Linked DNA regions of Homo sapiens: region 2 is linked to region 1. Evidence: read pairs that join two places in POLR2A ChIA-PET (ENCODE). Cell type or tissue: GM12878. All regions are shown on one strand.

The links. ChIA-PET counts read pairs that join two places held together with the same protein. Peaks named below come from ENCODE experiments on the same cell type or tissue, not always from the same donor. Only the 100,000 strongest peaks of a DNase experiment are listed, where the experiment ranks them.
Region 2: POLR2A ChIA-PET joins it to region 1 with 9 read pairs; 8 of 35 experiments call an interaction of 5 or more read pairs at or near these places.

Annotation. Positions count from the first base shown.
Region 1 is chr3:152,283,254-152,287,253 of GRCh38, forward strand. The region is part of intron 1 of MBNL1 (muscleblind like splicing regulator 1); the gene reads left to right. Among named protein-coding and RNA genes, the nearest start is that of MBNL1-AS1, 16 kb to the left of the region's middle. In GM12878, no CTCF peak of the experiment used is centred here; no DNase peak of the experiment used is centred here; H3K4me3 peaks cover 622 bases; H3K27ac peaks cover 1,156 bases.
Region 2 is chr3:152,223,053-152,227,052 of GRCh38, forward strand. No RefSeq gene overlaps it. Among named protein-coding and RNA genes, the nearest start is that of LINC02917, 20 kb to the left of the region's middle. In GM12878, no CTCF peak of the experiment used is centred here; no DNase peak of the experiment used is centred here.

The sequences.
Region 1 (4,000 bases):
CTGAAACCTAAGTGTTGCATCTACAACTTTCCCTGGTATCAAGACAAATGTTACTTTAATTTTATTTACGTGTGATATATACCCCATCAAGCTTACAAAAGTAAAGTGCACATCAGATAGGACTGTTGTTGTTGTTGGTGGTGGTGTTTTTAATCAATTAGAAGGCAAAGAAATGAAACAAGTACTTATGATGAAATTGAGCACTAAATTTATCTCTCAGCTTCCTGGCAACTGAAGCAGAAGCTTTAGGAAGTGAAAAAGTCCTGAGTTTATTTAATAAGATTTCTTCAGATCCCATACACTGTCTTATTCTTAGCCCTTTGGGTGTTTAGTTAAATATACTGACTCTGCCCTTGGGTGAAGTCTTGAATGGGTGAATTCCAATTACTAAAAAAGTGAAGGCTGAATTCTTTAGCCTGCCTTTAAGGCCCTTACTGATTTGGCTTCAGCCCAAAGTTCCAGGGTCATCTTCTGCCAGCCCCATTACATACAGGTGTTCCATACAGACCAGTTCTTCCAGTGTTGATATGCAGTGCTTTCCCACATCCCTGCCATTACTGTCTGGATTTCTACAGTTTGGATTTCTACTCCTTTTTGTCTCTAACCAAATGAAACTTGTCCTTCCAGACCAACCTTCCATTTCTTATCCCTTTTGAAACTAACCTTGACCTCTCTCTTTAACTTACCAAGCTTTCTTGTTACCTCTACTGTGTACTTCTCGCTTCCTTTTTTATATATAGTTATTTGTGTGTTAGTTTTATACCTTTAATTAAACATCAAATTCTTAAAGGCTGGATCCAAGTATTCTCGCTATATCTAGGCTACATATAAAAGGTGGTCAATACACAGTTAATATAATCAATACACATATTTTATGTGTATTATATATTGTTAATGAATATATTCATTTAATAAAGTTACTGTTGAATGTATTTGAATTTCTTGAAGGAAAACATTTCTTTTCCTAGGATAGTAGGGAACAAAGAAAGAAAACCTAAAAAAAGAAGCACAATTAGAGAAACACACTCCTGTAATTTTTCTCAAAGGAAATATTTTGAGACAGCAGAACCAAGATTATAATTTTTTTTAATTGTTTTGACTTTGGGTTTTCTTTTTATAAGTCAGCTTAATATTTGTGATTTCTCTGTGCCAAAAAGTAACCAATATTAATAGAGAACAGCTTTAGTACATGTAAAAGAAAAAAATCCTTTATGTCATTTCAAACCCTCAGTGCTTTCTTTCTGACAGATTTTTAATGGTTTTATCAGCTGTTAATTAGGTTGGTGCAAAAGTAATTGCAGTTTTAAAAAAAGATCGCAAAAACTGAAATTACTTTTGCACCACCCTGATAAAAAATTGGCCTGACTATATTGCTTTGAAATGTTTCAGACAGTATTCTGTCTCCTTCATTGCTCTTCAGATACTGTTTTAGCAGTTTATCTAGATCAGTCTTACTGTGTGCATAGTCAGCATACATCAGTTTTATACTTTTAAAGCGGCATTGCATTTTACCTACGTGGAAGTTTTCTGCAGACATATTTTAAGCTTCTCTAAGAAAAGCTCTGAAGAAAATGTAGGCTCCTGTTGCTCGGAGGGCTGATGAATAAATTTAAAAAAATCATGCTCAAAGACCACTTCCTTGACAATTAATCTTTCAAAATCAGCTACGGAGTATCTAGAACTTCATAATCTATTCAAAATTGATTAACAATCTTAATTGAGAAGACATTTGTATCTGAAGTGTAGAATTTTCTTGTCTCCAGGTATACATTATTAATGTTTAGTGTCTACCCCATGGACATAAAAGAGCAATAGCATCCGTTCTCAGCTCTGTAAAAGAGACCATCTTATCTTCTCTAGAATCAATATTCAGGGGTTTCTCCTTCACTTACACACACCTCACTCTGAGCTAACCACAAGCAATGCAGTAGTGGTACCTCCAATAAATCCCACTCACCCCCTATCTCTCTCCCTTCTTTTGGCTTCTGTTGTATATATTAGTAGTCATTGTCATTTCTACCAAGTTTGGTATTAAATTGCTAGCATGTATCGTGTATCGTGAATGAAGTTTTACATTTGAAATCAGAAGAGCTGATTTGGAGTTCTGGTTCTTCCATTTATTTAGCATAGGGATTTTAATGGGTCAGTCACTTAACCATGCAAGCCTCGCCTCAATTTATTTGTTCACAAATGAGCAAAATAATATAACCAACCATCTCTTAGAGTTGTGAGGAACAAATAGTAATTAGGATGAAAATAAATTGTATGTCAACATATAAAATATTATTTGCTATTTTTGAATAATAGAATGTATAAGTTGTTGGGAAAGTAAATTTCTATGCTTGGCTTCTTCAGTGGAAACTTTTTTTTTTTCAATTTTTTTTTTTTTTTTTGAGACAGGGTCTCCCTCTGTTGCCCAGGCTGGAGTGCAGTGGCATGATCTCATCTTACTGTGGCCTCCCGGGCTCAAACAATCCTCCTGCCTCAGCCTTCCAAGTAGCTTGTACTGCAGGCATGCACCACCATGCCTGGCTAATTTTTGTATTTTCTGTAGAGACGGAGGTCTCACTGTGTTGTTCAGGCTGGTCTCGAACTCTTGGGCTCAAGCAGTACTCCCGCCTTGGTCTCTCAAAGTGCTGCGATTATAGGTATGAGCCACTGTGTCCATCCTGAAACTTTTTTTTTTTTAATTAAAGAACCAAATGAACACCTTGCAGATTTTATGTATAAGCCAGAAAGAAAGCTCAGTACATGTATAGAATGTAGCACAAGCCAACTTTTCAAAAATTAATCTTTTTAAGGGGCATTATGTAATGAAGGAGCATACATTTTTAGTTTTATCCAGGATAAAAGTGGTTCTTTTTCCCCCATTAACTTTAACACAGAGGTTTTACTTTAATTTAAATTCCAAGGACTAGGTTTTTGTTGTATATGAAGAAAACGATTTGACTAAATCCAATGTAAATGTTTTTCCTTATTCTTTGGGGGCACACACATACACACATTAATCCTTATTTTATATTTTATTTATAATACAAATATTTAATTATATTTTATTTATAATACAAATATTTAATTATATTTTATTTATAATATAAATATTTATATTTTATTTATAATATAAATATTTAATTATATTTTATTTATAATATAAATATTTATATTTTATTTATAATATAAATATTTATATTTTATTTATAATATAAATATATTTTATTTATAATATAAATATATTTTATTTATAATATAAATATTTATATTTTATTTATAATATAAATATATTTTATTTATAATATAAATATTTATATTTTATTTATAATATAAATATTTAATTATATTTTATAGGTTGAATAGGTTCCTTGTTTATCTTTTTTGCAAAATAATTTTATTGTTATAAATTGTTCTTATTATAAGCAATAAATAAGGAACCTAAATATCACAATCTGTAAAGCATTTTATTTGTGTGTGATTTTATATGATAGTTCATTAGACATTAGATAGGAAAGTATGGAAAGTTTTGAGATTGCTACATGATTGCTCTTTTAATTTGTCCAATGTATTCCTTTAAATGTTGTGAGGGATTTTTTTACCAGTGAAGTAGCTTTTGCATGCTAAGTTGTAGTGAACTGCTGGGCAGAACTAAAACATAAATGGTTTGAGGCATGATTAATAGTTGTATATGGTGGCCGGGCGTGGTGGCTCATGCCTGTAATCCCAGCACTTTGGGAGGCCGAGGCGGGTGGCTCACGAGGTCAGGAGATTGAGACCATCCTGGCTAACATGGTGAAACCCCGTCTCTACTGAAAATACAAAAAGTAGCCGGGTGTGGTGGTGGGTGCCTGTAGTCCCAGCTACTCAGGAGGCTGAGGCAGGAGAATGGCATGAACCCAGGTGGAGCTTGCAGTGAGCCGAGATCACACCACTGCACTCCAGCGTGGGTGACAGTGTGAGACTCCGTCTCAAAAAAAAAAAAAAATGGTTGTATATGGTGTAGTATCTT
Region 2 (4,000 bases), 60 kb before region 1:
CTCCGGTGTCTGTTGGTCCCCTCTTATAAGTTTCCAACTTACAAGTGAGAACGTGCGGTATTTTGTTCCCTTTCCCTGCATTAATTGACTTAGGTTGATGGCATCCAGCTGCATCCATGTTGCTGCAAAGGACATAATTTGATTCTGTTTTATGGCTGCATAGTATTCCATGGTGTATTGTACTGCATTTTCTTTTCTTTTCTTTTTCTTTTTTTTTTTTTTTTTTTTTTTTTTGAGATGGAGTCTCGCTCTGTTGCCCAGGCTGGAGTGCAGTGGCACGATCTGGGCTCACTGCAAGCTCCGCCTCCTGGGTTCACGCCATTCTCCTGCCTCAGCCTCCTGAGTAGCTGGGACCACAGGCGCCCGCCACCACGCCTGGCTAATTTTTTTTGGTATTTTTAGTAGAGACGGGGTTTCGCAGTGCTAGCCAGGATGGTCTCGATCTCCTGCCCTCGTGATCCGCCCGCCTCCGCCTCCCAAAGTGCTGGGATTACAGGCATGAGCCACCGCGCCCGGCCTGTACTGCATTTTCTTTATCCAGTATACCATTGATGGCCATCTAGACTGATTCCATGTTTTTGCTATTGTAAAATGTGCTGCAGTGAACATACATGTGCATATGTCTTTATGGTAAAACGATTTATATTCCTTTAGGTATATAACCAGTAATGGGATTGCTGGGTTGGAAAGGTAGTTCTGTTTTAAGTTCTTTGAGGACTCTCCAAACTGCTTTCCACTGTGGCTGAACTAATCCAGTTTCTAAAAATAAATATTTTCTATATTTACTCAGTTTTCTAGTTGTTTATGGGTGAAAGTTAATTCTACACTCTGTCACTCCCCCAGGGCCAGAAGCAGAAGTCTCCTGGTTTTCAAGCATGACTTCCTATTGTGCTTATGGTTTCACTTCAGTTGCTTTTAACACACAAGATCCTGTCTTACCACTGTACTTATATGTATACAAAATTAAAACATTCCTGAATAAGTGATTGTTTTTGCTTAGGTTATTGCTTTTCCTATTCTCAAGAGAATCTAAAATATTTTTTGATCTAGATTTTTGACTGGAATATCAAACCACTTTTGAGACAAGAGGCTTTTGTATTTGAGATGGAGAATCAGGTGGAGACAGAATTAGAACTGTTCACTCACAGTTCCAATTATTAGTGGTGGTATCTGCAGATTCAGGCTGCCATAAGAATAACTCAAATCTCAGTGAGAATGAAAGTATGATATTATATAGATTTTTATTATAATTAGTTAATTATAAGATAAGAGAGAAAATTTTCTCTTGTTGGTTGCTTTCTCTTCTAGGTGTTATCTATTACTCTGTTTTCGGTGAAACCCAGGATTATGTGACAGAAAGTTTTTGTATGAAAACTCCTTGAAAATCAGTTTTAAATGTAGCTACAAAGTTAGGCAGTTACTACCATTCCAAATTAGGAAGAAGATGTAGCTGCAGATCTAGTTAGGCAGAAATTATCACTTTTTTTACCTTTGAAGATGAGAAATATAGAACTATTACCAAAATTGATCTTAATGTAATAATCATCATGAAGCATTAGTGAACATATAAGTTAATAGCTTTGTTCCATTTGAATCAGAAAATTCACAGATTCTATGTAGTGCCAATGGTGCCAAGATTATATTATATCATTGTTTTAAAATTATTATTCATATCTCTATAATACAATTCAACCGGAAAAAAATGATTATTTTTTTAGAGTCAGGGTCTTGTTCTGTCACCCAAACCGGAGTGCAATAGCACAATCAAAGCTCAATGCAGTCTCAAACTCCTGGCCTCAAGTGATCCTCCCACCTCAGTCTCCCAAGTAGCTGGAATTACAGGCGCACGCCACCAAGCTAGGTTAAATTTTTTTATTTTTATTTTAGTAGAAATGGGGCTTTACTATGTTGCCCAGGCTGGAAAAAAAAAATGATTTTTATGTGCAGAATTAAGATGCTGTGTGCCCTAGAGGAAGAAGAATGCCCAAGTGATTTTTGGTGTTGACCTAAACCTTTATTCAAGAACACTCACCGTTTAATAATAATGTTTTACTGTATACATTTGTAAGTACATAAACCACATTTTAAAAAATGCTCATCTATTCCTAAAAATCATCCTAAGTAAAGTTACTAATTGAGTCAGGTAAACAGCAAAGACCTTTTTGTGACATATTTCAGAGTGAAATACCCATGACTTTTAACTTTAAACATTTAGCAGCATAAACAGTGGTAAGTTTGTCTTAGACCATTTGGAAAATTGCCTGGAAAGAGTTTGGGTCTTAGAAAGAATTTTGCTTCAACGTGAGATCTGTGAATTGGAGAGCTGTGAAACACTGTGCAGAGAGGCACCAACACTTTCCCGCCCCCTTTATAGTTAGTTGTAGGACTTCCTTGTAACAATACCCCTTTTGAAAACACTTTTACAATAGATGATAATGCATTGATTTAGTCACATTTCTAGTCTTTTGTAGTACAGTTAAAGATTGTATTGTTTTCTTGACCAAGCTAAAATAAAACAGATGCAAGTAAATCAGACAAAGATGTGAATTTGGCATATGAGTGGACACGGTAGAATTAATATTTATTCCTTATTGTTCAGTTAAGCAGTGTTAAACATATTCAGTTAATATGAACAAGGGGGTAATGCTTTCATAGTAAAAACTGCTAAATTTTGTAAATTTTGAAATTTAATAACTTAAACATTTGAAAAAGAGAGTAATGGGCAGAAACATGATACTAAAATCTGGAACATCTACTAAAGAGTAGAATAGTTCATACACTGAATCACTCATTCAACAAATACCTGTGAATGCTCTGTGTGTGTGTGTGTGTGTGTGTGTGTGTGTGTGTGTAATTATAAATATTTTTGTGCTAAGTGATATGGGGAATGCAAATTATATTAGGTCAAAGTACAGCCATCACCAGTCTAATATTCACTGTGATGGGAAAATAAGACACTATTAGTGCACAACAAAGTGGAATTTATTTATTTATTTATTTTTAAATTTGTACAGATTCAGGAGGTACATGTGCACGTTTGTTACTTGGATATATTTTGCAGTGGTGGACTTTGGGCTCAGTCTCCTGCCTTTTGGAGTTGGAAGTGTTTAAATGTTAAACTCTTCTGGAAACATCCTCACAGACAGACCCTGAAATAATGTTTTACCAGCTATCTGAGCATCCCTTAGCCCACTCAAGTTGACACAGAAAATTAACCATCACAAATGTTTTCAAAGGAGAAAAAACTAAGTTTTAGCTGAAGAAAGACAAAAAGACGAAATTGGTGCTTAGGTCTATGGATTGTGATGATCTCGCTTTGCAAAAACATCTGGATATACTATGAGATCATGCTGGAAGATCCTCAGATTAGTTCTCAAGAATCTATGAGAGTTTAAATAGGAAGCAAATACTATTTTCATTTTAAGAAGGTATTTATTTTTCTTTTTAAAAAATATATTCTGGATAAATTTTTTAATATTGATGTCATAACCAAAATTTTACCAGGGTATATCATATTCTGTCAGTTGTGCTTTTATTTTTAACTAGATACTAAAATGTGAGTAAACAAAATCTCAACTAAAGTTGATTTCTTCAGTTTTTTTTTCTATTTCAAAACAATTTTAAATGGAAAATTATGATAAATTTAGAGATATAATAATGTTAATAAAATTACCCAATATAAAGCCAGGTGCAGTGGCTCACGCCTGTAATCCCAGCACTTTGGGAGGCCGAAGCGGGTGGATTACTTGAAGTCAGGAGTTTGAGAACACCCTGGCCAAGATGGCAAAACTCCGTCTCTAGTAAAAATACAAAAATTAGCTTGGCGTGGTGGCACATGCCTTAATCCCAGCTACTCAGGAGGCTGAGGCAGGAGATCATTTGAACCCAGTAGGCAGAGGTTGCAGCGAGCCGAGATTGTGCCACTGCACTCCAGCCTGGGCGATGGAGTGAGACTCTGTCTCAAAAAACAACAACAACAACAATATAAATAAACCAATAA